7 separate regions of the Mus musculus genome follow, and all the other regions are linked to region 7. Evidence: chromatin loops called from intact Hi-C (ENCODE). Cell type or tissue: heart. All regions are shown on one strand.

What was found. A loop is a pair of places that touch in the nucleus more often than their neighbours do. Peaks named below come from ENCODE experiments on the same cell type or tissue, not always from the same donor. Only the 100,000 strongest peaks of a DNase experiment are listed, where the experiment ranks them.
Region 1: it touches region 7 in a loop (5-fold over the local background); 12 of 42 quality-filtered maps call a loop at or near these places.
Region 2: a loop joins it to region 7, with 4 times the contacts of the local background. A loop is called at or near these places in 8 of 42 quality-filtered maps.
Region 3: a loop joins it to region 7, with 4 times the contacts of the local background. A loop is called at or near these places in 9 of 42 quality-filtered maps.
Region 4: a loop joins it to region 7, with 4 times the contacts of the local background. A loop is called at or near these places in 6 of 42 quality-filtered maps.
Region 5: it touches region 7 in a loop (8-fold over the local background); 13 of 42 quality-filtered maps call a loop at or near these places.
Region 6: it touches region 7 in a loop (19-fold over the local background); 20 of 42 quality-filtered maps call a loop at or near these places.

Annotation. Positions count from the first base shown.
Region 1 is chr8:32,288,001-32,292,000 of GRCm38, forward strand. It overlaps a transcript of Nrg1 not described here. Among named protein-coding and RNA genes, the nearest start is that of Gm22140, 100 kb to the left of the region's middle. In heart, a CTCF peak has its summit at 2,329 (motif pointing right); no DNase peak of the experiment used is centred here.
Region 2 is chr8:32,375,506-32,379,505 of GRCm38, forward strand. It overlaps a transcript of Nrg1 not described here. Among named protein-coding and RNA genes, the nearest start is that of Gm22140, 190 kb to the left of the region's middle. In heart, no CTCF peak of the experiment used is centred here; no DNase peak of the experiment used is centred here.
Region 3 is chr8:31,212,001-31,216,000 of GRCm38, forward strand. The region is part of intron 3 of Fut10 (fucosyltransferase 10); the gene reads left to right. It also overlaps the pseudogene Gm8051. Among named protein-coding and RNA genes, the nearest start is that of Fut10, 27 kb to the left of the region's middle. In heart, CTCF peaks have their summits at 2,131 (motif pointing right) and 3,404 (motif pointing left); no DNase peak of the experiment used is centred here; H3K27me3 peaks cover 656 bases.
Region 4 is chr8:31,370,336-31,374,335 of GRCm38, forward strand. All of the region lies in intron 1 of 7420700N18Rik (RIKEN cDNA 7420700N18 gene), which reads left to right. Among named protein-coding and RNA genes, the nearest start is that of 7420700N18Rik, 4.6 kb to the left of the region's middle. In heart, a CTCF peak has its summit at 2,216 (motif pointing right); no DNase peak of the experiment used is centred here.
Region 5 is chr8:33,182,743-33,186,742 of GRCm38, forward strand. No RefSeq gene overlaps it. Among named protein-coding and RNA genes, the nearest start is that of Gm33281, 35 kb to the left of the region's middle. In heart, a CTCF peak has its summit at 2,031 (motif pointing left); no DNase peak of the experiment used is centred here.
Region 6 is chr8:32,213,706-32,217,705 of GRCm38, forward strand. It overlaps a transcript of Nrg1 not described here. Among named protein-coding and RNA genes, the nearest start is that of Gm22140, 30 kb to the left of the region's middle. In heart, a CTCF peak has its summit at 1,621 (motif pointing left); no DNase peak of the experiment used is centred here.
Region 7 is chr8:32,007,012-32,011,011 of GRCm38, forward strand. Gm26578 (a long non-coding RNA gene) reads left to right here and starts at 2,930. Exons shown (of 3, transcript XR_870305.3): 1 at 2,930-4,000. It also overlaps a transcript of Nrg1 not described here. In heart, CTCF peaks have their summits at 1,660 and 2,709; a DNase peak (open chromatin) is centred at 2,660; H3K4me3 peaks cover 3,455 bases; H3K27ac peaks cover 2,391 bases.

The DNA.
Region 1 (4,000 bases), 280 kb after region 7:
AGTTGAATATAAAATCAATAACTTCTAATTTTATCCATTAGCTAAGTTCAAGTGCAAAAAAAATTTTTTTCTAGCATTTATGTTTCTAACATTCATTCTGAAATACAGATGGGAATAAAGGACAAACTGAGAAGAGTAGTTGCCCAATCACTGTTAATCCTAACATTCAGGAGGTTAAGGTATAGTAATATATTTTCTGATTCAAAAGGAAACATGGTTTATCTGGTTTCAGAAGTGTTGTTGACGAGGCTGCCCAGACCCTAAACTGCTAGTTAGTGAAATCCCCCTGCCTCACTCACTTCATGGCATGTTCCAGAGTTTCCACACGGGGGAACATCCTTTATTGCCTGTGTTTGTCTGTCTTCATCTGTCTAAAGAATATGTTTACCAGATGTTGCCATAAGGAACGTGTGAAGTATGGTCTCTGCAAAATACAAAGTGCAGGGCTCACAGTCCCAGCTCTCTACTAAGTTTTCATTTCCAAGTTCTGCTTCCTCACCAGTAAACCTCAGGATTCCCTGGTTGGGGGAAAAAATAAAAACAAAGGCTGAAACCATTTGCCCTAACTGCCACCTGGTGGCCCCTATGAGACAGTTTTGGAACTCCTGGGAAGGGTTGGGCTAAAGCAACAAGATGCTCCCTACATTGTAAACACAGGGTTCATGTCTCTCCCCCACTTCTGGGTAAAAGGGGGCTTGAGCACCAGGAGGTGAGGAACATATTTAAGATGCAGGTTGCTCCTGGCTGTAATGCTGGGCTGGCCACGTGCTAATGGACAGCTCTTTAAGCTTATGGTACTTGGGTGATTTTGCACTTCCCAGGATGAGAATGCTTGGTGACCAATGGCTCTCAATTCCAAGGCCTCCATGGGTCACTGGCTCCTAAGCTAAACCTCAATTTTATATGCTGCTTTTAATTGGCTGGAAAAAAACCCCTCATTGTTTTATAGTGCTTTAGGGACCTAAGGTAATTTGCATTGTGACCTCAGTATAGTTTAGAAGACATGCTAGCACTTTGCAAATATTTGATTGATATAAATAAGTATCTTCTTTTTTGTTTTACTTATGAGGCTCTGATAAGGGTAGAATATTACAGGTTACTTGTAAACGGCAACTGTCTATATGGAAATGAAAGTCCACACCTTCTGACCCTGATATTCCTTAGGTAGTGCTATATCACTGAGATGTTTGCTTCAAGTTCTCATCCACGAGACATCCTTTTATCTAGAGCAGTGGTTCTCAACCTTCCTAATGCTTTGACCATTTAACACAGTTCTTCATGCGGTAGTGACCCCCAACCATAAAATTATTTTATTGTTTCATAACTGTATGTTGCTACCCTTATAATTTGTAATATAAATATCTGATATGCAGGATAGCTGATATGTGACTCTTGTGAAAGGGTCTTTTGACAACACCCCCCACACACACACACAAGGGATTAATACCCACAGGCTGAGAACCACAAGTCTATCGAGCCCAATGAGGGTCTCTAACTATTTACATTGTTTTGTGAACTCTGACTACCTTTTGATTTAACATCTAGTTGGTTTAGGGAAACTAGATTATATATATAATCCATACAGGGTTGTGACGGCTCTAAATGGGGAGCAGATTTAAAGACTCCTCCTCACCCCCAGAAAGATCATTTGCGTCTTGGGTAGTTCTAAGAGAACTTACTTCCATTAGACAAGTAGACTGTGCTGTCCAAGAGAAAGCAATTTGAGGCTGAGCCTTTGGGAAGGATGCCAACACACTGTACAATTTATGCTCTGCCTCCTGCAGTCCAGCAGGAAGGCCAGCCTCCACATTGTCTCCTCCACGGAGTCACACTGATGCTGCGAGCCCGAGATACTGAGGCCCTTTCAGGTTCATTACAAACACGGAGCATCCTTTAGGCAGATCATTCACCGAGTCTCCTTCACGTTTCGTTCCAGTTATTGTTTATTTTATTTTTCTTTTCCTCATCTTATGATGACCCAGAGAATCCTGAACTTGGAAGGGACTTTGGCGACCCTGGATTTTCATTATGTCATTTCGCTCACAGCTTTTTACAGGAGTGGGGATTTAGGACCGCTGGACAGAATGCAAAGCAGTTCAGACTCAGACTGGTCCCTTACAGCTATGTCTCGGCTGTATCCTTTCCACTGCTCCTACTCCATGCATCGTGTCCCTCAATCATGGTAAACTGTTGCTATTCTGTCCTGCTGTTCTGATGCCTGTGAGTGCATACATTTCTGCTAATACTTTCCCTAGTCTCCTCAGACTCCACGAATTCCTTTTCTCAAGACTTCAGTGGGACCCACGGTCTCTATGGTGTGTAGTCACTAGAGGGCAACCTGACCACACACAGCTGAGGAGGATGAGGCCCGCTGAGTTGGATCACAGCTAAGAAGATGCAAAACTCCATGCAGGAGATCGGGTGTGTGTCACTGGTTACACAAGCATGTTTATTTATACAGGCCCTTTTAAACTTATCAATATCTGGAGAGATAACTCAATTATTATCATTATCTTTTCAATCAAATAACAAACAAACAAACAAACAAACCAAAAACTGCCCCCCCCAAACCAGGAATCCTAGGTTCAGAGAGATGAAGAGACTTACACAAGGTCACAGACATCTCACCTGATATTCTTTCACTGAACACTATGCAGCAAAAAGATGTAGGTTTCTAGGTTTTAAGATCCAAATCTAACCACAGCAAAGTATTATTTCTTTGCAAAACAGTCGAGAGAAGTCCAGGTTTGCTTTATGCCATTAAGAAATAACACACTAGCCATTTTTTAGTTAGACTAAGTTGTCTATCATCTTAGGGGAAATTATTTATTTAAACCCTTAAAAAATATCTGTCCAAGTAATCAGAAATTGTAGTACTCTTTCTGCAAGCCCCAGGTATTACTTAGTTATTCTCGAGTTACTTTAATATGATTTCTTTTGCAAAACGAATACAGTATCTGACCCTGTTTCTCTTATCTATATGATATTTGAAGTAAAGAAGGACAAATAGCAAGACGGCTTTCTATTTCCAAAACATGGCGTCTGTGAGAGAAGGCCATTGCTTTTCTCTGTGACTGAATGCCTCACAGACAGGCTGTTCTCTGGTCAGCAACACTGCTTATTTGCCGAGCCTGTCACCAGCAAATGGAAATAGAATCTATAATGAGCCAGACTCAGGGATCAGTCTCTGAAACCTTTTTTTCTTTTCTTTTCTTTTCTTTTCTTTTCTTTTCTTTTCTTTTCTTTTCTTTTCTTTTCTTTTCTTTTCTTTTCTTTTCTTCCTTTTCTTTTTCTTTTTTTTTCTTTTTTTTTTCTTTTGTCTATCTCCTCTTTGTTTGACCAGGTGGGTTCCTTAAAATACCATTATTTAATCGTGGCAAGTGAAAATCTGTTTTCAGGGGACCTGAAAATATCTAAGCCAAGTGTGATGGCTGAGAAGGAGGGAGAGAAGAGAAGAGAACTTCCCTATCATATGGTACAGTGAAAGGCTTGAAAAGACAGAGGTTGGGCTCACAGCTCTGGAAAAGTGGACTGGCCCTGGGTATGGTGGGGGACAGGGCACAGAGAGAATTTAGAGTGGGTCAGGTTTTCTCTATCTCTCCAAGAGTTAGCTATTTCATTTATACATTAAGCCAAGAACATAAAGGAAAATTAACCAGTTATGTAGACTGTTATAAACCCTGATTCCTGGCAAAACTCTTATCCTAGAGGTAGAAGAGAAATGAAGTAACTCAGGAGACAGAGTTAAAGACTCCAGGACACACTGCTTTTGTATCCATTAGCTTATGTTTTTTAAATCTGATTTTTTTTAAAACATAGTTTTAAGTGAGCATATTGGAGTCAGGTAAAGAATTGATGAAAAATTCCAGCAAATCTTCTGTGAAAACTCATGCATATTGATTACAGAAAAGATATACATTCATATGCACATTTTCTTCCTTGTGGCCTGGGAGATAGGGGTGTGTGTGTGTGTGTTCCAAGGTACACTGCTTAATTGTGA
Region 2 (4,000 bases), 370 kb after region 7:
GAAGATGTGGAGAATAAGCAGCCGGTGTACCTCTGTTATGGGAATTAGTACAGCCATTATGGAAAGCAATGCAAAGACCTCTCAAAAAACCCTAAAACTAAATCTACCATATGATTCAGTGATTCTGTTCTGGGAATACAGCCAAAGGAAATGAAGTCACCATATCAAAGAGACAATAGCAGGCCTATTCATTACAACCAGGATATGGAGTCAGCTTATCAACAGATACATGGACAAAGACAGTGTGGCCAGTATATACAGTGGAGTATTACCCATAAATCAAAAATGAGATTCCATCAGTTGTAGCAATATGTACAGGACTAGAAGACATTCTATTAAGTGAAATAAGCTTGTCACAAAAAAGTAGGACAAATATTGCATTTTCATTCTTATGTGTGGAAAACAAACAAAAACAAAACAGCCAAACAAGACAACAGTAATAATAATAATGATAAATAATAATAATAATAATAATAGTCATAGTAGTGGTAGTGGTAGTAGTAGTAGTAGTATAGTAGTAGTAGTAGTAGTAGTAGTAATGGTAAATCCCCAAAGCTAACTTGAAGGTAGAATAGTGGGAAAGGGTAAGGAGATGGACAGCAGGCAGGTAACCATGGGCAACAGAGACAGAGAGCAGGCAATTGACAATAGGTACCAAATACAGAAGAAAGGATTACATTGTAGTATTTGTCTACACAGTCTAGAATTCATCAAAACCTATTATGGATTTTATGAAGGACTGAGAGAAGAACCAGGAGGCTCCAAATGGAACACAGTTGTGAAGCCATCAGTTGAAGATAGTTCTGAAGACATTAGTTGTCCCAGTTCACTCAATATAAATGGTTAACATGTAAACATATACTGCACTTCATGATATAGGACACTATAGTCTATAAACCTCAACAAATTTTACATCAAACTTTATTAAATCCCCAGGGTGATCATGTTAATATATTTCTGCCAAATAGAAAAGAACCTTACACAAGTCTGTTTGAAGGCTTTCAAATTTTCCCATCAAATTTTTAATAATTATGATTAAATTGTGATAAAATACAAACAAAACTACTACTGTTTAATTAGAAAATTTCTAGCCTACTCTTGTACTGCCTTGGGGGAAAGCTCTTAATGGCTTTCTGTCTTAATTTCTTAATCAAGAAAACATACTAACATAGTAAACATCTAATTTTCAAGCCAACGGGAGACAATATAATAATGTAAAGTCCTTGATTTTTCAGAAATCTACTTTTCTATAGAACATTAGTAATGAGATACATGACAAAATAAAATGTATCTCCAGAATTCTATCATGAACATCTATTATTATCTGTTGAGGAATAAAACGCAACACTTAGGTATCCAAACTAATGTTCCTTGAGTCCCGTCTCAGCTTATATGAGTTGAGCAACAACTGTTCCTGTTATGGCCTTCTTCCTTGCAGCGTGCTATATAGCTCCAGTGACATACAACGAGAATAATGACTTTGAAATTGGCCATGGAATTATTTATACCACAGAATTTGAAAAGCAGTAGAATTCAGGGCCTTCCGCACCCCTACTCCTTCCTTATATCTACCCACCCCTTAAACAGCTGGTTATAAAAGTAACCCAACCACTGATTCCAAACCACAGATGCTCAGACCAAAAAAAGAGACCTCCTGGCGAAGAGATGCTGAAATGAAACATCAGTCAGATCTGAATTTGACAGATGTTCTGGGACGGAATCCAGTTAGTGAAACCACACACCATCAATGGAAGTCCCTAGTTCACATGGTCTTTTCATGGTTAAGGAGAGGGAGAGAGAAAGACAGAGAATGACAGAGAGGGAGGGAGGGAAGAGGGAAAGAAGAAAGAAGGGAGGAAAAAAGATCCACTTCTCTAAAATCGTCTTTCTATTCCTCATTTATATACCCTGGAGTCTGACAGCGTTACGAGCCTGTAAAACTCCTTTAGCTGTAAGATGGATGATTAACCTGCACTGCCATTAATTAAAATAAAAGATAGTTGGAAGTGAAAACAGGAAACAAATTCTCTATTTGGAAGAGCACTGGTGCATGGATTTGAATATTCCACTCCATAAAGAGAGCCTATTGTGCTAATAGCAAAACAGTTGACACTACATTATCTCTGACGTGTCTTTCCATCCATTCATCCACAAACACCATAATTTATTACAAAGAGCCTCTCACGCACACTCCTTAACCAGAGAACTGGGACAGGATTTAGTGAGTGAGAAACAAAAGGCAAATGTAAATATTTATGACTTTTTGAAAAGTACAGCATCACTCAAGTACAGAGCCAGAGTAAATCTGTCAATTCCTGTTTGGTCTGACTCTTGCCGGGGCCAGAGAATAGTCTTTTCTCTGCATTTGCTGAGATATTTTATGCAAAAGTAGGAGGTTCCTATGTCTTCTGTCCTACTGTGGTGCTATGACTATAACTCCAGAAGCAGACAAACCTTGGGCTGTGGTAAATATTATTTTACTTCTGTGCTTGGGTAATATTAGAAGGGTAGGCGCTCCATTGGAAACATTTTCTTCCCCCTCAGTTGGAATTATAAAGTGTACTGCCCAAGGTAATCACAGAAGCATCACAGGACGAAGAAGCGCACACAGTAGGCCTTTGCTGCTCTCTTTCCTTATTTCTTCTACAAAATCCCTAAAAGATTAATCCTTGACTTTGTGGGTCAAGAAAATGACTTTAAATGTTTAACAAACAAACAAACAAACAAAATAAAACAAAACAACAAAACAATCCACCCAATTAGCTCAAAGCAATTATTTAATTTTACTTATATTTATTATTAAGTAAGGCAGCTGATTATTTTAAATCCGTGCCTTGAAAAAAATCCAAACCAGGGCAAACATGATTATATGTACACATAGTCTCTCTCTCTCACACACACACACACACACACACACACACACACACACACACACACACACACACACATACACACACACAGAGAGAGAGAGAGAGAGAGAGAGAGAGAGAGAGATGGATACAGACAGACACACAACACACACTTATACACACACACAGACACACATGGATACAGACAGATGCACAAACACATATATACACTCTCACACACAAAGACACACACATATGCACACACCACCTCCAACAATAGCAAACCCTGTTAACATCCTCTGCCTTTTTCTTTGTTTGCTTCTGAGACAGAATCATGCTGTGTAGCCTTAGCTTCCCTTGATCCTCAGGTTCTCCTGCCTCAGCTTCTAGACTGCTGGATCACACATAGTGTGTCACCATGCCCAGTAACTCCTCCTTTTTATTTTCCCCTTTGGGTGCCAATTATTCATTATTTTTAGTGTGTTTGTTATTTTCTCCCTAGTATAAAACAGAGAAAATTTTTTATTACAGAAAAAAAGGGGTTCACAGCACCTGCCTGTGGTTAGTGACAGTGTCAGGAACGGCACATTAAGAGCAAGACAGTTCCAGGGTAAACTGTTTCCAAAGCTCAGCATCATTAAGTATTTTATCAACATTTATGTTTCCACCTTCCAATTCCCCAAGGAACAGGGTAACACTTCTAACACAGATAGAGACTTAGACAGGAATAGCACACAACTGGCTTTGCCTCCCACACTTTTCTTGTGTGGATTCTGAGTGTTTCATGTTCATGTACATCTTTCTCCTCGGCAGAAGGGAAACTGCTCTCAGACATATTTGCGCAGCCTCCGACTTGGAAAGAGATAGGATGAGGTATAGCTTCTGCGGACTGGTGATTCTTCGCTAACTCACCTTTCTCTTCATTCGTCCTGAGTGGCTACCGAGTGTTGGGTTTTATGGCTGCTTTACTTTAAGCTACAGCTTTCTGCCCTGTGGATTATGAAAGGTTACATAGGAGAGGAATGCTTTTCTCTAAACAGAACATGAGTAGATAAACATCAGCCTTCCATTTAGCCTCAATTTCCAGTTGTTTACTGATCCCTCTATTCAGGCTTTTGGGAGCAAGACTATAACTGGCATTTTCATAAGCA
Region 3 (4,000 bases), 800 kb before region 7:
CAGACACAACAAAGTCTGTCTGGTAAGATTACACTTTAACGCATTTGAAAGGTGGATGTATTCTGCTCTGCGGGTTACAGTCGTAAGTGTCGGCCATTCATCAGGCGGCTAATCTGAATTTTAACCTTAGCCTCGTGGTTTACAAATCTGTCTTTCTGATATGTACTCAGAAGACACGGAGACTCCCCCCACATTTTTTAAAGCTTCTTCTTGTGTAAGGAGAGCATGGTCTCTTTTTACTCCTGTGTTACACGAGGACTAACATTTTTATGAGGGAGGTGGAGAGTTCAGCTTGGCTCACTTGAGGGCTCTGGGTTCCACCCCCAGCACCACACACAGAAAAGCTGCGCTGGAAACGGTTACCCTAATTATGTGTGTGTTGGTTTCTGGGAAGTATTTAGGTTGATATCCACACTCTGTGTGGCTGGCCTGTAAAGGGAACTCTGTCAGGACCTTCCTCTTGATTTTATATGGAAACAAGCAAACATTTTGGGAGGGTTTCTTGGTCAGAGTGGCTCCCCGTGTAGAGAAAGGAGTTATCAGCTCACAGCTCAGGAACCAGCTTTAGAATTATTCCGAGTTTCTGTGAGGTCCTCTGGAGAGAGTCCCCTCAGGAGAGCTTGCTCTTACGCCCACCCTCCATACCCCCAGTACCTCTATTGCCTTCACTGTCTCCATGGTCTCCACTGCAGGCACTGTGCCTGCTACACCCACTGCGCACACTGCACCCACTGCTTCCTGTGTGCCCACTGCCTCCACTGCATGCACTGTGCCCACTGCTCTCACTGCATCTACTGAGCCCACTGCACCTGCTATGCCCACTGTTCCCACTGCCCCCACTGTGCCCACTGCACCCATTGCCTCTACTGCACCCACTGCCTCCGCTGCACGCACTGTGCCCACTGACCCCACTATACCCACTCTATCCCCTTGCACCCTCTGCACTCACTGCTCCCACTACTTCATCCACTGCATTAACGGTGCCCTCTGCCTCCACTGCTCCTACTGTCCCCGCTGCCCCACTGAACCCACTGCACCTACTGCACTCACTGTAGCCCTACACTCCCTGCAGCCACTGCACACACTGCCTCCATTGAGCCCACTGACCCTACTACACCCACTGTACCCCTTTGTACCCTCTGCGCTCACTGCACACTGCACCCACTGTGCCCACTGGGCCCATTGTTCTCACTGTCTGTCTCTCCTGCCCCTCAGTACCCAATGCCCTCACTGTGTCCCCTGCACTCACTGCACATATTACACTGTAGGCTTTGGCTTGCTATGCCTGAGCACCCTAGCCCAGGTCCCTGACTTCACTGTCCACAGAGCCCGTGTGGCTAGGAGGTCTGTGGCCTGGGATGGAAGAGCATCATCTCAAAAGATAGAAAGCCAGCAGAGTTGAGGGCAGTGCCCAGCACTGTCTCTGTTACCTTAGCAGCTGAGAACTGAGCACGGGCAAGTGCTTTTGGCAAGGGAGAGATATGTGACTCTATCAAGTACTAAATCATGCTGAAGAATTTCACAGACGCTAGTGGTAAATCTGTCGTTAACACCGTCTTTGTCCTTCTTTGCACTAGTGTGGCCTGTTACTATCCATTTTCACCCGCAGGAATGACTTGTCTGTGACCCCTTCCCATTATCACCTGCGGGATAGTATCTGTGTTGCCTTGTTTTTATTAGGTAGATTTGATCAAGCAGTTACTAACGGTGACAGCAAGCTGCTCTTCAGATGCCTGCAGATGTCAGTATAGCCGTGGAAGTGGCTGCTGCCACCGGCACCTTCCGTTCTCTGTGCACATGCCCTGAGTCATGTTAAGTTTCTCTCCTACTCTGCTTTTAGTTTGGAAAACACCTGTCGATTCACAAGGAGCTGAGAACGGCAAAAGGGCTCTGCTCTCCAACCGAAGGAGTATTTGCTGGGGACTTAGAACACATTTCTCTCCCAGTTAGCTAATTTTCAGGATGCTTTAGTGAAACCTTTTGGAAGAGACCACAGTGAAGATATACTGTCAAAGAAATTATTCTAGTCAAATTCTGGGACCTAGAATTAGGAAACGGAGCACATGGAGATGATGGAGGATCTGGTAAGTGAGCTTCATACACAAATTTCAGGGTGTTTTCCCAGGAGGTGACACTAGAGGGCAGTATGCACGGGTTAACGCTGGTCAGGGAGCAAGGATTTCTATTCTTCCAGTTATGTTTGAAAGTGTTCTTGCATCACTCTTTAAAGCTTCATTTTATCACACAAAGGAATAAAAAGTGTTAGTGTCTATGCTACCAGAAGTATTTTAGGATGAGAATTTTGATAATTCTATCTAGTTAATATTTAGATCTAATGTTCAAAGTCAAACTTTATCTTTTTTTAAACCTTTACATAAACAATTTATTTACTCTAAAGGGCAACACAGACAGAATGCCATATAAACACAAAGGAAGTCGTGCAGGGTGGAGATGCTGGCCAACTTTAGATCTGAGGCTCATAAGCAACAGCCCAGGTTTCTGAAAAGGGCGAGGGTAGGGAAGGAGAGGCAGTGTGGTTCTGTCACACAGCCAGATAGAAGCCAGAGCTCTGAACAGTGGGAAGCATGCCTGCGTCCCAGCACAACTGGAAGAAACTAGCTGCTAGGGGCTTACCAAGCACAAAAGTTTATCCCTTTACAGCACTTGAAATACTGACATCACTATTAAAATAAAAACAAGTTTTACTTAATAATCAAAACCACAAAAGACTGGATATGCCAATGGCGGAAATGCAAAATTGCGCCCGCTTAACCCTCCCAGATGACTAGTAACTGTACGGATGGACTTAGCTGCAAAAGGTTGTAAACCAGTTCTTGGTAAGCCAATCTCTTCCTCGTCATGGAGCCCAGGGCCCCGGCTTATGAGGGGGCAAACGTCTTTGCTTGTGCTCGGACCCTTTACTTATATTCCACCCTGCTTTGGCAGTAAATTGTGTAGGTCTCTGCTTGAGCTGGGTCTTGAATATTTGGTTCATTTAGAAGTTCTTGTATTCTTAAGATCTGTCTGATGGTGATAGCTGGCTCCCAGTCCTTGTCTTCCTCCAGGACAGACAGGCATACTGTGCCAGAAGGATGCACGTTCGGATGAAAACAGTGGTGGTTCAAATTTACATTTTTGGTGGTGAGGACGGATAGTCATCTTTGAAAAGCCTACTTAGTTTGAACAAGCCTCCTTCCCACGGAGTCCCCTTCTTTCCAGGGATAGCACACTCCCAGTTCATCAGGTTCATCGTACCATCAGAGTTCCTTGTCGAGACAGCCACAAAGCCAAAAGTGTGGAAACTCCAAGGTTTCCTTTCCTGCACAAGTCGGCTGAGGGCCATCCCGGACATATTCAAAGTACCAACAAAGGGACAGGAACTTAGAACCGTCCGCGCGCCCCCTGGTGGTCATCCTGGCGCCTGCTCCATCTTTCTTTTTTATTTTTCTCTTCTCTCTTCTCTTTTTGGAGGCACTCAGAGCTATGAGTTTCCCTCTTAGGAATGCTTTCATTGTGTCCCATAAGTTTGGGTATGTTGTGGCTTCATTTTCATTAAACTCCAAAAAGTCCTTAATTTCTTTCTTTATTCCTTCCTTGACCAAGGTATCATTGAGAAGAGTGTTGTTCAGTTTCCACGTGAATGTTGGCTTTCTATTATTTATTTTGTTATTGAAGATCAGCCTTAGTCCATGGTGATCTGATAGGATGCATGGGACAATTTCAATATTTTTGTATATGTTGAGGCTTGTTTTGTGACCAATTATGTGGTCAATTTTAGAGAAGGTACCATGAGGTGCTGAGAAGAAGGTATATCCTTTTGTTTTAGGATAAAATGTTCTGTAGATATCTGTCAGATCCATTTGTTTCATCACTTCTGTTAGTTTCACTGTGTCCCTGTTTAGTTTCTGTTTCCATGATCTGTCCATTGGTGAAAGTGGTGTGTTGAAGTCTCCCACTATTATTGTGTGAGGTGCAATGTGTGCTTTGAGCTTTACTAAAG
Region 4 (4,000 bases), 640 kb before region 7:
TCAGTACATAAAGAAAATGCCTTCATGCAGAACATAGATAACAATTAAGAGACTGGGTCAGCTAGATTTAAAATGCAAATCTTCAAACTATGCCTCCTAAGTGCACTCAGTGTGGTCATTAGTTTAAGCAAACACATTAGGCATTCAGAATAGGATGCTGAGACAAATGTAATACAGGGAGAAAGACACTTCCCCTCTGCTGCACCATTTCACCCTGCCACTGTGAGCACTGTGGTTTGCTGGAATTCTCTGCAATAGCCTTTAATCCTTCAGCTAAACTGCTGTACCAGACATATTTCAAGCTAATTATCTGCCATTATAAGATTATATTCTGTTCTCTAATAGCCTTTCAGCATCCTCTTTTATTAGAGAACCAGTGATTTATGTTTTTTTTTTTATGTAAAAGATAAACAATGATCATTTGGCCGAGTTGTTTGGTCTCAGCACTGTGTGCGGCTGGGGTTGTGACTTGAGAGAGTCATATAGCCAGTCATACTGCTTAGATACTAGTTTCTACTAAGCTCTCTCCCTCCCCCTCCCTCTTCCTCTCTCCCATACCCTCCCTCTCCCCCTTTCCTCCTTCTCTCTCTCCCTCCCCTCTCTCTTCCCCTCTCTCTTTCCCTCCTGTCGCTTCCTCCCTCCCACTTCCTTTCCCCTCCCCCTTTCCTCCTTCTCTCTCTCCCTCCCCTCTCTCTTCCCCTCTCTCTTTCCCTCCTGTCGCTTCCTCCCTCCCACTTCCTTTCCCCTCCCCATTTCCTCCCTTTCTCCCCTTCCTTCCTCTCCCTCCCCTCCCTTCCTCTCTCCCTCCTCCTCTCCCCCCTCTCCAATTCTTTCTCACTCTCCCGTTTCTTCCTTCTGTAATCCTCCCTCCTATCTGTTACACACATTCTTAGACCAGAAAGCAGTCAATATAAAAGCTAACAAGTCGAGTTTTTGGCTGAACTTCAGATATGTGTGTAAAATACTCTTCGATGAGAGTGTAATTGGTTAGACAAAACCCTGATCTTCTCCCTTGAGGTCTCCCCTTTTCTGCTTTGTAGAAAGTTCCTTCCCTTCCCATCAGGACCATGGGTCCTCTGTTCCCCTCATTATGCTGGCTGGCTCAACACTCACTTTCAGGGACAGTGCTGATCAATGATCAAGGGAAGCCAAAAACGTCGCTTGGAAGTTTCGAGCAGTCTGGATTTCGTGGGTCATATTAAATCAGCTTTTGTACAGAAAGCCAGGAAAGCAGATGTTTACCTATAGTAACATCGCATGAGCTGAACAAAACAGGGGGAGATGATTGGGATTTCTGATCGTCTTCTATGCATCAAAGGAAGAAATATAATTAACACCTTACAGTTTGATAAACAGATTATTTGAAAATAATAAAAGCTCATCCTCTCCGATGGCCAGAGTTGGGGCACAGCAGTAGCTGCACTAAACCTGTTCTGAGTGGGAGGAGCCTGGGAGGCAGGTTTGATGCTCCCTGACCTTCCACAGGACAGGAAAGAGGGGAAAGCATGCTGAAGGTGAATTGCTCCTGGCCAGCCTGCCTGGCCAGTGCCTAACCAGAGAGCCTGCTCCAACTTGTTTAATGGCTGTCACCGATTCGCAGACATTTGAGCAGAACGTGCCCGTGATAGAGTCAGAGCCATTGGAAGGCTGAGCTACTTAGAGATCAAAGCAAAATGCTCCTAGGCTTCTGTGAGCTGCACCATTCATTTGCAGTCCCACTGAGTGGGACAAAAATGTCTTTTGATTGCACACTAATGTGGGATCATCAGAAAGAACACTGGTGACATTCAGACACAAAAGAAAACCAGGAGGCAGAAGGACCTCAAAGTGACCTTGGTGACAAAAAGCACGTCCGCAGAAACACACATATCTCAGGCAGTGTGGCCAACAGTGAGAAAGCTATGCCAGCTGACATTTCATTTCTGAGTAGCAGCTCCTTAAGCATTTGGAGCTGGGACGCTCATCCCACTCTCATGGAAACCCCCAAGAACTCTCACAAATGCCTGCTTTTACTTTGCTTCCCTTAAAACAACCAAAATTCCCTCCTCACAATTGTTGGGACATCCCAACAGCACAGTCCTTTCTTTCCCAGCTTGCAATGCAAACAAATATTGTTTTGTCCATTTCTTGTGGGTACTCACTCCAGCCTCATACCAATGTTAACATTTTTTCCCCCTTATCAAATGGTATTTCCTAGAACTACCTGAAGGTGGCAGTATTGTGCATCAGCCAGTGATTAGTAAGGAGATCAGGAACCAATTAAGGAAATGATTTAAGGAGTAGGCTGTAACTGACTCAAAATGAACAGATTATATACTGTGGAGACTTTTTTGAGCCTGAATACAACCACCCTACCCCCCACCCGCAGACATACACTCCAATGTGCATATATAGTGCAAAAGGTAAGAGGAAACCGAAATGACATGTCAACAGAGGGTAATGCTATTATTATCATCTCAAATATGCTCAGTCTATATAATTAACACAGTGATATCTTGGGGGGGGGGTGTATGGGTCATTAAGACAGCTGGCTGAAGAAATTCCAATGATGCCAATTCACCAGGAATTTCCCAGGAGGAAGGCCATTATTCTTTCTCCAACTAAAGCCTCCAAGATGCTGCAGTCCATGTATTTTGGAAGCAGACCCCTATTTCCCTTGGAGGGACATGAAGCAAGACTGTGTAGATATTTTACATTTGTCCATTCTACAAAAGTCTCCAGCTCTCTGAGGTGGAACAGAGCAACAGCATTCCAGTAAAACTAACTGACCATTGAAGTGGTGGTGATGGTGGGGGTGAGGGGATCATTGCCCATAATAGTGCCTGGAAAGGATATATGCAACTCTAGCATTGTCAGACCGAACCCATTCCTGTAACCAAGATGTTTATTAGGGCATACTTGGCAACTGCATCACAGCACCACCTAGGAAGCTGATGAATAATTGATTCAGACTGAGTGGACATTTCAAGGGACATTGACCACATAGCTGTGAAGTTGAAGCTGAAGGTCAGTTACAAGACACAGGTCAGAGGCAGGAGGAAAGTCCCTGTGTGTCAGAGGCAGGGCATAAGCTAGGTCTTCTCAGATCTTAGATTGGAGCAGATCCAGGCTTTCAGCTGAGTCATTCTCTTAGGGTGTTTGATTACTGGGGCTTTCCACATTTTTAGAATTCCGAAGGAGAAGTGGCACAGATACTGTTTGGATCTGCCATTGAAATGAGACAGCACAAACGGTCACTTTGTTTTGTTTTGTTGCAACAGTGAGTTGCCTGGTACTGTTTCACATCCGTATAGGACGTTGTTAGGCTCACTCAGAGATTCTTCCCAGAGACCAGTGGGTTATGGTGTGGGAAAAGACTCCTGGAGAGAAATGACATTTTAGAAAACTCCACGTCAAGAAATTGTGTGTTTCTGACTGAGTAGTTTCTAGAATGTAGACATAGTTACAACTACTTTGGATATTTTATGCCATTTAATCTTCATAACACCATATGAGGTAGAAATAAATTTATCTATCTATCTATCTATCTATCTATCTATCTATCTATCTATCTATCTATCTATCTATCTATCTCAATTGTATAGAAGTTGACCTTTCCCAAAGCTATAACTGCCAAGCAACAGGGCTGGTATCCAAACTCTGAGTTTCCTTAGGAGAAGGAGGGTTAAATATATTTATGAAACCATTGAACTTGAACCATTTTGTTGAATTTAGAAAGTAATGGGCCATCGTGAATTTCTTTCTTTTTTTTTTTTTTTTAAAGATTTATTTTATGTGTGTCTATTTGCCTGCATGTCTGTGCACTGTGTGCTCACAGAGGCCAGGAAAAGGCATTGGATCCATTTCCTGAGACTGAGTTACAGATGGTCATGAGCTGCCCTGTTGGTGCTGGGAACTGAACCCAAGTCCTGTGCAAGAGCAGCCAGTGGAGTGAGCCATCCCTTCTGTCTCTCTCTCTCTCTTTTTTTTTCTTTTGCAACCAGTGTATATTAGTACAAAA
Region 5 (4,000 bases), 1.2 Mb after region 7:
AGACACATAAGCCAGGAGGGAAATTGAGAGAGACCTTAGGATGCTTTAGTAAACCATAAAACAAATAGAGTGAAAAATTTAGCCATAAATATTTAAGTAGTTACAACAAACTTTCCCTGGTTAAATATTCCAAATAAGAGATAAGAATTGAAACACTTGGAAAATAAACACAAATAAAACTTAACTCTTTTTTTCCTTATAAATACCATAAATTAAATATAAAGACATAGGTAGTCTCACTAGTGTGGTGATTGTCAACTTGGCTGGGTCACAGAGCCCAGATATTTGGTCAAATATTATTCTGGCTGGTTGTGTGAGTATTTTTAGATATGATTACTATTTAAGTCCATAGAAGAGAATACCTACAGCACACTAAAGGGCGCTGTGCAATTGGTGGCCTTCGTGTTTGAACATGGCATGTTACTTCCGGTTCCTGTTACTGCAATAGAATGTCATCATGCCCGGATGGCAGCGATGTGGAGGAGTTCATTGCACACAGTTGCAAGGTGCAGTCCATTGTGAGAATGGGGAACCATGACGACAGGAGTGGGAGGCAGCTACTCGCTTTATGTAGCAGCCACAGTCGGGAAACAAAGAGCGATGAATTCTACTGCTCCATGGCTTTCAGTATTTTATTCAGTCTAGGATCCCAGTCCCTGGAATGCTGTCACCCACAATTAAAGTGAGTCTTCCCACCTCCATTAACTTAATCTAGATAATCCCTTGCAGGTGCACCAGGCTGGCCTTGAACTCACGGGGATCTGCCTGCCTTTGCCTCCCAACTGCTGGGATTGAAGGCGTGCCCTACACAGCCTGGCCTTAAATAGATATTTCTAATTCCCATATAAACACGGGGATTTTTTTTTTTTTGGTTGGTTGGTTGGTTGTTGGTTTGGGGCTTTTTTGTGTTTGTTTTGGTTTTTTGTTGGTTGGTTGCTTGCTTGCTTGCTTGCTTTTAAGGCAACTAGAAGTAATAAAGAAAATTTTTTTTCTTTCTCCAGGCTTCTTCAACTCCCTAGAACTTTGCACTGAAGTAACACTGAAATGTGAGCCACACAGAGTTGTTCAGCCCCTACACACAGCACCACACCTTGTCACGCCTGATCTCTGAACGGCTTATTCCCAACATTTCTTATTTAAGAAAAAAAAATGCTTCTGAGACTCTACACATTCCCAGTGACAACCTAAAACATGAGCCTTTGTCAACGGCAGCCTTTCTGGCACCCTTCAAAATTGCCATCACCTTCATTTTCACGTGTGCCTACTAAAAACCAGGGCACTGGACACATGTATCCTTTGATTAGCACTAGAGCTATAAGTACAAATTAATGATGTCACTTTCCTCATGATGAAGAACCCCAAATGTAGATGGGGGAGCAGTGCCCAGGAACACACTAGTTCTGGTCTAATGTTGACAGCAATCTGAGCCCTGAGTCCAGAGCCTGCCCTTCAACTTCTTCCCTCTCTCCAAAACTACGACCCTCAAAAGAATATGGGCCCTCAAAAGGAAAAATAATTTATCTTGCTGAAGTATAGCATTGGACCTCTCCCGTTATTTTAGCACTTGTCTAAGTTAATCGTCTAAATTAATCATTATAGATTACTGTCATTTTGTTTGTTTTGTTTTGTTTTGTTTTTTTCAAGACAGGGTTTCTCTGTGTAGTCCTGGAACTCACTTTGTAGACCAGGCTGGCCTCGAACTCAGAAATCTGCCTGTCTCTTCCTCCGGAGTGCTGGGATTAAAGACGTGCGCCACCACACCCGGCTTCCTGTCTCAACGCACGGATATTAAAGAAATGAGGGCTAAAAAGACAGTGCGCTCATGATATACGGTATATATCAAAATTTTTATACCCAAATTAATTGTTTAGTAAAAAGGTAACTCCTTAAAGTTTCTTTTCTCTCACTTCTGGGCAGAATCTTTGGCATCTATAACAATCCCCCCAATCCCCTAGAAAAAAGAAAAGAAAAATAAAGTTCTGTGGCTTAGTTTGTGTACTTCTGTGAACGGGGCCTGCCATCTAGTGGCTAACATAGGAACTTCAGCGACAGAACAGTACGCAGTTGTTAATTGAACTTTTTCTTCCAGGCCAAGAAATTATTTCCAGAAAACTTTATCCTACAACATGCTTCCCTTCAGCTTTCTCGGTTGAGGAGAATGGAGAAGGCAGATGAATGGTGGGACGGTAGGTAGAACTGTAGGAAAAGGCTGGACGGGCCACGTTAGCTTCCTTTTCTGCCTGGTGCCAGGCACTCAAAACTACCCACCCACCACCTTCCTCCACCTTCTCAGCTCTAAGGGACCTGCTGAGAGTCTTCCTGTCAGTCAGCCCGTTCCTGGTCATTAAAAGCACACAGGGCACATAAACTCCCACATTCTTCTTCCCCAAACTTTCCTTCTCTGGTTCGTGTACCCCCAGCAATGTGTCCCATCTTCTGGTCAGACACGTGATCCAGACATGGGAGCCCACGGTACACATATCCAACAATCTTAAGTCCATCCCACATCACCCCTTGAAGGTGACTCCTGGATTTCTGTTTCTCACTGTGACCCTGTCACTACAGCCCTAATTTATTTTTCTGTCCCCCTCTTTTTCCATCTGCATTCCTCCACACTATTCCGTGTTTTCTTGCATATATTTTTATTAGATATTTTCTTCATTTACATTTCAAATGCTATCCTTCATCCGCCCTGCTCCCCAACCCACCCAATCCCGCTTCCTGGCCCTGGCATTTCCCTGTACTGGGGCATATGTTCCTCGCAAGACCAAGGGCCCCTCCTCCCATTGATGGCCGATTAGGCCATCTTCTGCTTGCATATATATTCTTGCATATATTTTTTAAATGTATTCTCTCTGTCTCTCTTAGTCTCTCAGTCATCTGCTCTGTGTGTGTGTGTGTCTGTCTTTCCGTCTCTGTATATATCTCCACCCTCTCCCTCTTCCTCCCCCTTCCCCCCCCCCCTCCCCTTCTCCCTTCTCCCCCCCCCCCTCCTTCTCTCTCTTTCTCTGTGTTATGTATCCCCAGCACGGGTCAGAGGATGCTGGAGTCAGTCAGTCACCTCCTTCCACATGTATGTGGTTACAGGAGACGGAACACCGTTCACCAGGCTTGTGGCAGGTGACTTTTCCATATGAGCCATGTTGCCTACTCTCTTTCAGTAATTTAGCATGGTTAGTAAGCTACGTTAGACAATGGCACTTGGCATAATTTGAAGTAGAAAATAAAATATTCCTTACCACAAACGCAAGTTGGACCAAAGATCAGAATGAAACCATAGATGTGAATATTCATAAGGCAAACCTGTGTCGGGCAATGTGTGTAAACACAGAAACACTTGCAGATACGTGAGGAAGGGGCACTCTCGAGCAGTATAAATACTGAAGCTACAATGTGGATATGATTTGACCAGAGAACACATTTTCAAATCTAATAAGTAATGTAATAAAGGTATTTGAGTAATTTCTTGGTCAAAATCCAGGGGTTTGGCATATTTTTGCCCTCTGGTTTTGGCATGTTTTTAATAAATGCAAATATATGACCATGAGAAAAGTCAGAACTCTAAGATGTCAGTGAAACTCTACCACCCAAACGGCTGATGGCTTCTCAAGTTGTCATTAAGCAATAATTGGGTTGCATAAGAACTGCTGCTTCAGGGCTGGAGAGATGGCTCAGCGGTTAAGAGCACTGACTGCTCTTCCAGAGCTCCTGAGCTCAATTCCCAGCAACCACATGGTGGCTCACAACCATCTGTAGTGAGACCTGACGCCCTCTTCTGGTGTGTCTGAGGACAGCTATGAGTGTACTCATATAAAATAAACTTTAAAAAAAAAAAAAAAAGAGCTGCTTTTTCAGACCTCCTCCCATTAGGGCCCTGTATTTTCATTGAGATGTATGAATGGGAGAAACATCTTTCTACCAATTTTGAACAGGGCCAACAGAGTAGTTTGTCTGCCACTGAAGTACCAAGAACAAGAACTGGTCCCTATCCAATAGGAAT
Region 6 (4,000 bases), 210 kb after region 7:
GTCGCTGTTCCCTGCTGGAGCACTCCCCGATTATGATACTTCGTACACACGGAAAGAAGACACTCTTTCCTGCCTGTTCATGAAGTTTATTGAGTCTCCTCTGCTTCTCACAGAGGTGGTTGGATTTAAGACTCCATATACTTTGTGCAGTCCAGGAATAATTCCCAAGTGCATCCCCACAGACACACTACAAACTTTTGCACGGCTTTCATCTTCTGAGATTGGCAGGCGAGGAGTTCACTCTTATGAGATGACCAGGGTGTGACTGGTCCTGTCTCCGCCATGTCTCTGGAAGCACCTGCCCTCCCACCCCCGTTTCTTCTGCTTTGTCACATCAGGGAAGGCATACCAAGAGAACACCTTATGGTTCTCCTGCCAGCATCATCTCTGCTCACTCTCAGAGAATCAAAGTAGCTTTTCGGCGGGTATCAGCCTAGGGGTTTTCTGGGACCTTGAACTTTTCACCTCTGTGTGCAGCATCAGTGATGGCAGGCAGCCTCGGCTCTTCACTCTTGCCCTGTCTCAAGTGAGGAAGGTGTTACACAACCCTGGCCACCTGGCCCACTTCCCTTACTCTGAGTCAGATGAACTTTACTCTACTGTTGACACGAAATAGTGAAATCAGTCACGAAGCCGGGGGTTTAGAGTCAGGAAAAGGCAGCTGAACAGAAGGTGGCTGACTTGACATTGGTGTGAATGGGTACAAAGCTGTATACGGAACTGTGGAGTGATGTTTAGCTTCCTTCTCAGCCCATCATAGAACGGGGCAAGACTTCTTCGAGTAAATCAGTGAATACTACATTCTCAAAGGACAGAATGCAGTAAGAATACCATATGAAATGCTAAGATTTAGGGCAGGGAGAGCTTTGAACCAGGAACAAGGATACTGGGATCTCCTACTTGCCGTGAACCAACTGGCTGACTTGGATGGGTTCCTTAACCTCCAAGAGTCAATGTCTCCTTCTGCTAAAGAATTCATAGGAGTCTTAGTGGCAGAGGGCTGGCCGGCTCTGAAATAGATGCCTCTAAAAGGAACTCAGGATAATTTTGTCAGAATGTATTTCAGATCCATCTTGGTAAGATTTTGGATTGTCATCAAATGTATAAAATATAAAAAACTTGAAGAGCAAGAGAGGGAGAGAGAACAAAAAAAAAAAACCACTAATGAAATTATAGGAATTACTTCATCGCTCGTCAAAAAGTCTCCTGTAATTGCAAGCATTACTGCACTCCAAATTTTTACATCTTGCTTTCAGACAGATTAAAGTCTCAGTCTTAAGCTCCAGAGAAATTCTCAAACTTATCATTTCTTAAAGCTGCCCACACCCTTAGCTCTTCCCAAGTACTTAGAAATGCCAAACCTCACCAGAATTGCAAAAGGGTTTATTTCTGTGCTCTCTAAGGAGTGAATAATCCAGCTGTGTCCTTCAGTATAACCTTGGGACTCGTTTCTTCTTCTCCTCTTCTCAGTTCTTTTTGTGAAGAGCAGATGCCTCAGAGAGAGAGAGAGAGAGAGAGAGAGAGAGAGAGAGAGAGAGAGAGGTGCCTAAGTCCCTGACAAGAAATGCAGCATCTCCTCACTTACGTCCGCATAGCACCCTCTACTGCTTCAGGGAAAGCAGGCTTCACAACTGCTAACAGTTACCCAGCTAAGCTGTAGCAGGCAACAATCTCCACAGCACCTCTTCCTGAAGGAGATAATTAAGGTTGGGAGAGGCCTTATCTATTCTCATTCCTGCCTTTTGTTGTGCTCTGCAGTTTTAAGCTGGCTGTCCTCATGATTTCTAACTCTTGTATCAAAACAACTGCAGGGAAAAAATTTAAAAATGATAGGTTATTAAATCAGAGCATTTGAGGTCTCTGCTTTAATTTTTAATCAAGGAGAGGAGGCTGTATCTTTCTCAACGATGAGCATCTGGTATCTTTAATAGAAAACTTGTGCAGAACATAAGAAAGTCGTCTTCCTTGCCTTTCCTTAAATGATGCCTATGTTCTGATTATGATCCCCAAAGAACACGCTTAAAATGCACATCTCTGCCTGTTCATACATACTTACTCTGGGGCATCTTGATTCCCAGAGCCAATAACATATTAAAACTCAAATCTGAATGCTGGGGAAAAAAATCATTTCTTACGGTGAAGCTTCAAATGCCAGTCCCTTCTTCCATTCCAGATAGCTCTGTTTTTCCCACTGAGGAAATATGTTTACAGACTTCTACAGAGAAAGAGAACGCATCATTCCCACTAATTCAGCTGACTAGCGGAGGGAAATATTTGTTTAGAATTAAAAAAAAATAGGCTAGTACTTTTATTGCAAACAGAATTTACCACTTTGTACAAATAGGGCACGATTCGCCTGACTCACACCAGGGGTTACCCTATTTGTGACTTTCTACTTCCATTCATTCAGGGGACCCAATACTCTGTTTGGGAATATTATTCTAGAAGTTTCTCTTTTAGAATATCTTTTGCCCTTGCAAGCCTGAACAGTCTGTTTCAGATACAACTGTCTCAGAAAGATTCCACTAAATCATTTAAGATTCCTAATGTGTTTGAAAGAGGAGCGCTGGCAATCCCAGTAAGCCTGTGATGAGTGGAGTTTCAAGCCTCAGATCAAAGTGAGGTAAAGAGAGGGTGATGTTGGGTGCCACACTTTTGGCTAGGGACCTTGCATAACATTGCTCTGAAAAGCCAATGCCCTACCTGGAAAGAAAGGAGAAAGGAATTGCTTGTCTTTTCCAAGTCAGAAAAAAAGAGGTAAAATTTGCCTCCCTGCTACCAGGTCTCTCAAGGAATCTGCATTTGCCAAAGCCCAGGCCAGGCTTTTCTTAGGGCTCTCTAACCCCAAGATGGAGCGTCCTTCACAGAAGTTCCAGGATGAAAATGGACGGATGCCCCAGTGCCTCCACAACCTTCATTGTCAAGATTGCTGTGTATTTCTGCTCTGACTCTTCTATGTCGGCTTACAGTCTTCTTTCAGATTTGTCCACAGTGGCTTTCTATATTCTGCACCCTCCAGGGAAACACAGACCACATAAAGGATGTCAGTAAAGCTGGAATTGAAATGGCACATTTAACCCCTTGGCTCAATGGCAAATGCAGTCTTGATTCACTTGTACATGGTTTCTTTGGTTTGATGAGTGTATCAAGTCCATGCATTTCCCAGATACTGTTATCTATGTCAGGACTGACTCTTTCATAGAGATCAACAAACAGATATATACAGCATTGCAGTGTAAGAATGGGTACTGTCAGGTGTGGGTCACCAACACATGAGGTGGCAGGGATTTAACAGTAAGCAAAATTCCTGGGCCTTTACAAAGCATTTATATCATAGGATGGAAAGTTGATTAGGAAACAGGCATTTTCCTAGTCTATGACTCAAGGTTTATGGCAGTGGTTCTCAACTTTTCAAATGCTGTGACCCCTGAATACAGTTCTTCAACACATGCTTCATCTAGCCACTGGCTTCTTATACAAGGCCCTGTGTCTTGGCTTCTGTTTTCATGTGCATTACCACGGGAGTCTCTAGGTAAGCCTCCAGGAACTGAATAGGACACAGTTTTCTCTTGGTAGAAAGTCACAGCATGAGTACAAACCTCCTTTGCTACTTTCATCATGCCCTAGAATAGCGATTCTCAACCTGGACTCTCTAGCTCCAAAAATACTTACATTACAATTTATAACAGTAGCAAAACTACAGTTATAAAGTAGCAGTGAAAGTAATTTCATGGTTAGAAGTCACCACAACATGAGGAACTGTGTTAAAGGGTCACAACATTGGGAAGGTTGAGAACCACTGCCCAAGAAAGTTCAACTGAGACCTTAGGAGCAGCAATCTACCTATTACCATTGTCCCTTCACGGTCTTACAGAAGGATAAATGCTTAATACATTTTGGGATGTCCAACTCAGTAGTAGAAAAACCAAGCAAACTTGAAATTCCATTTTGGCTGCTGGGCACAGACTCAGTAATCGAAAGCAAAAGGGAAAACTGCACA
Region 7 (4,000 bases):
TCTGGGAAAATGGGGAAAGAAATATCATTGAGTCTGGTTTAGAGAGAGTCACAGTGGAGGGACTGACTACAAAGACTCAAGGGAGCCAAGCAAAGAAACTCTAGACTCCTCTAAGAACATTAGGTAGTCCTGAGACAGATGCCCACCTGGTGAGTCAGGACTGCAGACAGCCCTGAGACTTCTCCTAACCTCTCCCCACCTGAACCACTGCCTTCACTAAAACATCCGAGGTATGTTGTAGACTTAGCCCTTGTTGAGAGAGAAGAGTGCCATCGAAAGGGTCGCTAATCAGACCACCACCCCATCTTAACTCAGGAGAGCATCTAGGACAATTTTCAACCCTTCCTAATTCTTGAACCCTTTGATTCAGGTCCTTAAGCCATAAAGTCATATTTGTTGCTACTTAGTAACTATAATTTTGTTACTATTATGAATCTCCAGCGAAAGAGTCCTTTAGCCTGCCAAAAGGGTCGCGACCCACAGGTTGAGAACCACTGATGTAAGCAGCCCGTGCAAGCAATTGAAGTAAATAAAAGGCACAAGTGGTGACAAGGGAAACAGAAAGTTCTTTATATCTTTACAGTTCTGAGTCTCTTTAAATACTATGGTGACTCCAGATCCCCGTTTCATACTTTGTTGAGAAAAATGTTGTAGTTAATCTCCAAAATACACAGTATATATTAGGAAAACATCCCTCTACCTTCAGGAAGGCTCATGCGAGGTAATTAAGGTGAAAACTGATCAGCAGTGCCTTTTATGCAGGCACAAGAACGGGCGGCCAGTGGCTAAACAATTACTCTCTGTTCAGTTTCTGTTTTGTTCTAAACCTTGCTTAGGGTCTCTGCCAACAATCCAGGTTCTGAAACGCTGAGCGAGTCCAAGGAGCCCACTAAGAAAACGCGGTTTGTTTTCTTCCTGCGCGGAGCAGATGCTTCTGCTTATCTCCTTTAGACACAGACTGCACAAGTGTGGGTAATTTCCCTGAACTACTTCATAATATGTGTGTGGGGAATGCTCTAAAAGACACAAGGCATCCAGATCAACCGTAGGGGACTGCAGAAGGAGGGTAAAGACCCTCTCATGCACCACCCCTGAAGCATCTCTTTAGCGACTCTTTAACAAGTTTTGGTCACAGGCAACCTTTCATGCCTCCTCTGACCAAGTCAGTGAAATAGCCTTTCCTAGGGATATCTAGGGTGGCACTGTCATTTACATTGCGCTCTGATGGTGGGGGGGGAAAAACCTTAACCTCCCCCCCTTCATTCTATATATAACCCGTAAGCAATGGGGTTCAAAAATTGGGGTAAATTGTTCCTTTCTGGTGTCTCTTGGGAAACTAATCTAGTCATCTTTATCAGAGTAGTCCTGAAAGCTTGAACAGCTAAAGCCAAATTTATTCAGAGCCGACCTGAATCTTGGCACCGGGCCGGGTTCTGCGTGCTTCGCTGACCTTTAGGAATCCCTTTCAGTTGCTCTGGGTTTCCCTATCACCGCACTCAATCAGGGCGATCCTAGGCTCGCACGGCGGCTGTCCACCGTTTCCCTCCGCCCACCGCGCCGACGCCCGGGCGCCCACGCCACCCTTTCCCCGACCACCCTCTGCGCAGCCCGGGCCCAAGCGGCGGGACGCAGGCTCTCGGACCCGGAGCCGGTTCCCGCTTCTCTCGCTAGAGGGCAGACGGGGCCCGCTCAAAGCCCTCAGACCGAAGGGCACGCGCAGCCGGTAGAGATCCCGCAATCGGAGCCGCACTCCGGGGCTGGGCTCCGCGACCAACGTGGGGTCCGAGATCAGAGCCCGGGAGCGCGACGCACGGCAGACCCAGAGGACCCGGGAGGAACGGCCAGCAATCTCGGGGTGCGCACAGCGCACGGGCACCAGGTGGAGGCGGCGCCGGCACGGCAGTTCGGGGACCCGGTTGGGCGCCAAGAGAGCTGCGCGAGGACACACGGGACGCGGCTAGGTGCCCGCCTGGGAGCAGCGGAGCGGCTGGCACTCACCTGGGCTCGGGTCGCCTTCGGCGGGCGCGGGCTTCCCGCGGGATCCCCGGTCCTTCTTCTTGCCCTTCCCCTTGCCTCTGCCTTCTTTGCGCTCAGACATCTCGCTAAAGATGAGCGCTCTACGCGGACCCGGCTGGGCGACGGTGACGCGCGACAAGTTTGGTCCAAGGGCTTGCAGAAAAGTTTGTCCCGGGAGGGAAGAGCCAGTGGCCGGGCTGCGCGGGGGCGTCGCCTGTCGCCTGCAGGGAGCGGCGTGGACTCGATCACCTGGAGCGCCCGCTACGTCTGGGGGTGTCTCGGGGCTACTCTTGTGTCCCGGGTCCTGCCGCTGCCGGCTCTGGAGTGGCCTCGCTCCGGTGGCTGTCTCGCTCCCTTACAGCCCGAAGAGGGAAAGGTGCTCACAGTCCGGTCTATGCTCGCATCTCCCGGCAGCTGCCGCCGCTGCGCTGCGTTCCGCTCCTGCTGCCGGCGCGGCCCGGAGTTCCCACAAGTTTTGGGGAAGTCCTAGCCGGCTCTTTTTCAATTGCCCGCAAGTTGGACGCAGGCGCCTCCTTCGCACCCTCCCCCTCGCCTCGCCCCCTCCCTCTTTCCCCACCACACCCCCACCCCGAGGCGCAGACACGCCACCGGGAGGAGCCTGAGCTGGGCGATCACGGCTCAGCCCCTTTCTTCTGGCAGCTGGGCCAGCCTAGGGGCGGCGGAGCCCAGCGGCTGCCGGGAACTCCCGACAGGGGTCGCTGGAAGCTTCGCTGACAAAGTCGCAGCCGCCGCGGGACAGAACAGAGCAGTCTGGAGAGGCCAGGAAGGCAGGAAGGCGACCCTGGTGCTCGCAGTCCCTGGCAGGCTGCGGGGCTGATCCAAGCCTTGAAAAGGGGGGGGGGGCGGTAGGGGGGCTGCTCGCGCGCGCGCGCGCGCGCGTGTGTGTGTGTGTGTGTGTGTGTGTGTGTTGGGGCGGGGGGAGGGATGGAGAAAACTTTGCAACCGTAGCACCTGCCCCATAATGAAAGCTCTGGAGACCTGGAGCCCCGGTGAGGGGGAAGGAACAGTTGCTATTTCCCAGAAGGGTTCAGAGTTCATTTCTCTCTTGCTTTAGGGAAGTTTCCCTCTGGCACTAAGAGCGAAGGTGCAGCCTGGAGTGGAAGGGAATTTGAGGTACCCAGGAAGGGTTCTGTGAACTTCAAGCATGGACAGCTTGCACTTCGTACATCTGCCACTTGAGCATGTGTCTGCCTTCCCGTGCTAAATAGCATGACTGTTGGATTTCCCATCTCCATTAAAAAAAATACTCTAGCTTCTTCCCAAGCACACGTATCTCTTACTACAGCTTAAGTTTTAAAAGAACTGAGGAGCCATAGTTCACCATAGAGAGTAACATGTCTACGGTGTGGATGGGTACAAGTCAGATGCGCGGGGGGGGGGGGGGGTTGGGGCCGTAGAACTGTAGTGCAGACCCTTAGTTCAGTAATACCAGCCCCCTCCCACACCCATTAGACTTTCTGAGAATTGCTAGTGAATCCTAGCGTTCCTGGATCCAGGTGGAGAACTCTAAGGAATAGTCAGAGACCAGAGTGATCTGCACCAAGGAGTGATTCACAATGGTCTCCACATAGAGACAGATGCTGTCATCAACACACACACAGTTGTGGCCAACTTAGCCTGCTCTTTTACTGATGGTATAGAGTTGTGGTCGAGAAACAGCTCGCACCAACGATCAATATTCTACAGCTATCCCACTTTCAGAGTGATTTGGCTCCTTCCTTTTCGCTTCCTGGAGTTAATACTAACAGACCCGTGGCTGTCCACAGCTTTCCCTGTGTTCTCTGGCTGCCACGATTTAAACAAAGGTGAAATCCAGAGTACACCTGTCACACATGGGTGGGAAGGGAAAACGGGGCAAAGATGTTCATTTTAAATCGTCTTAAGAATCGCTTCCATCCTACTTTAATTTTCGTTGGATTAAGAATCAAACTCTGTAAGATAGGTGCAATTGTTAAGATAGCTC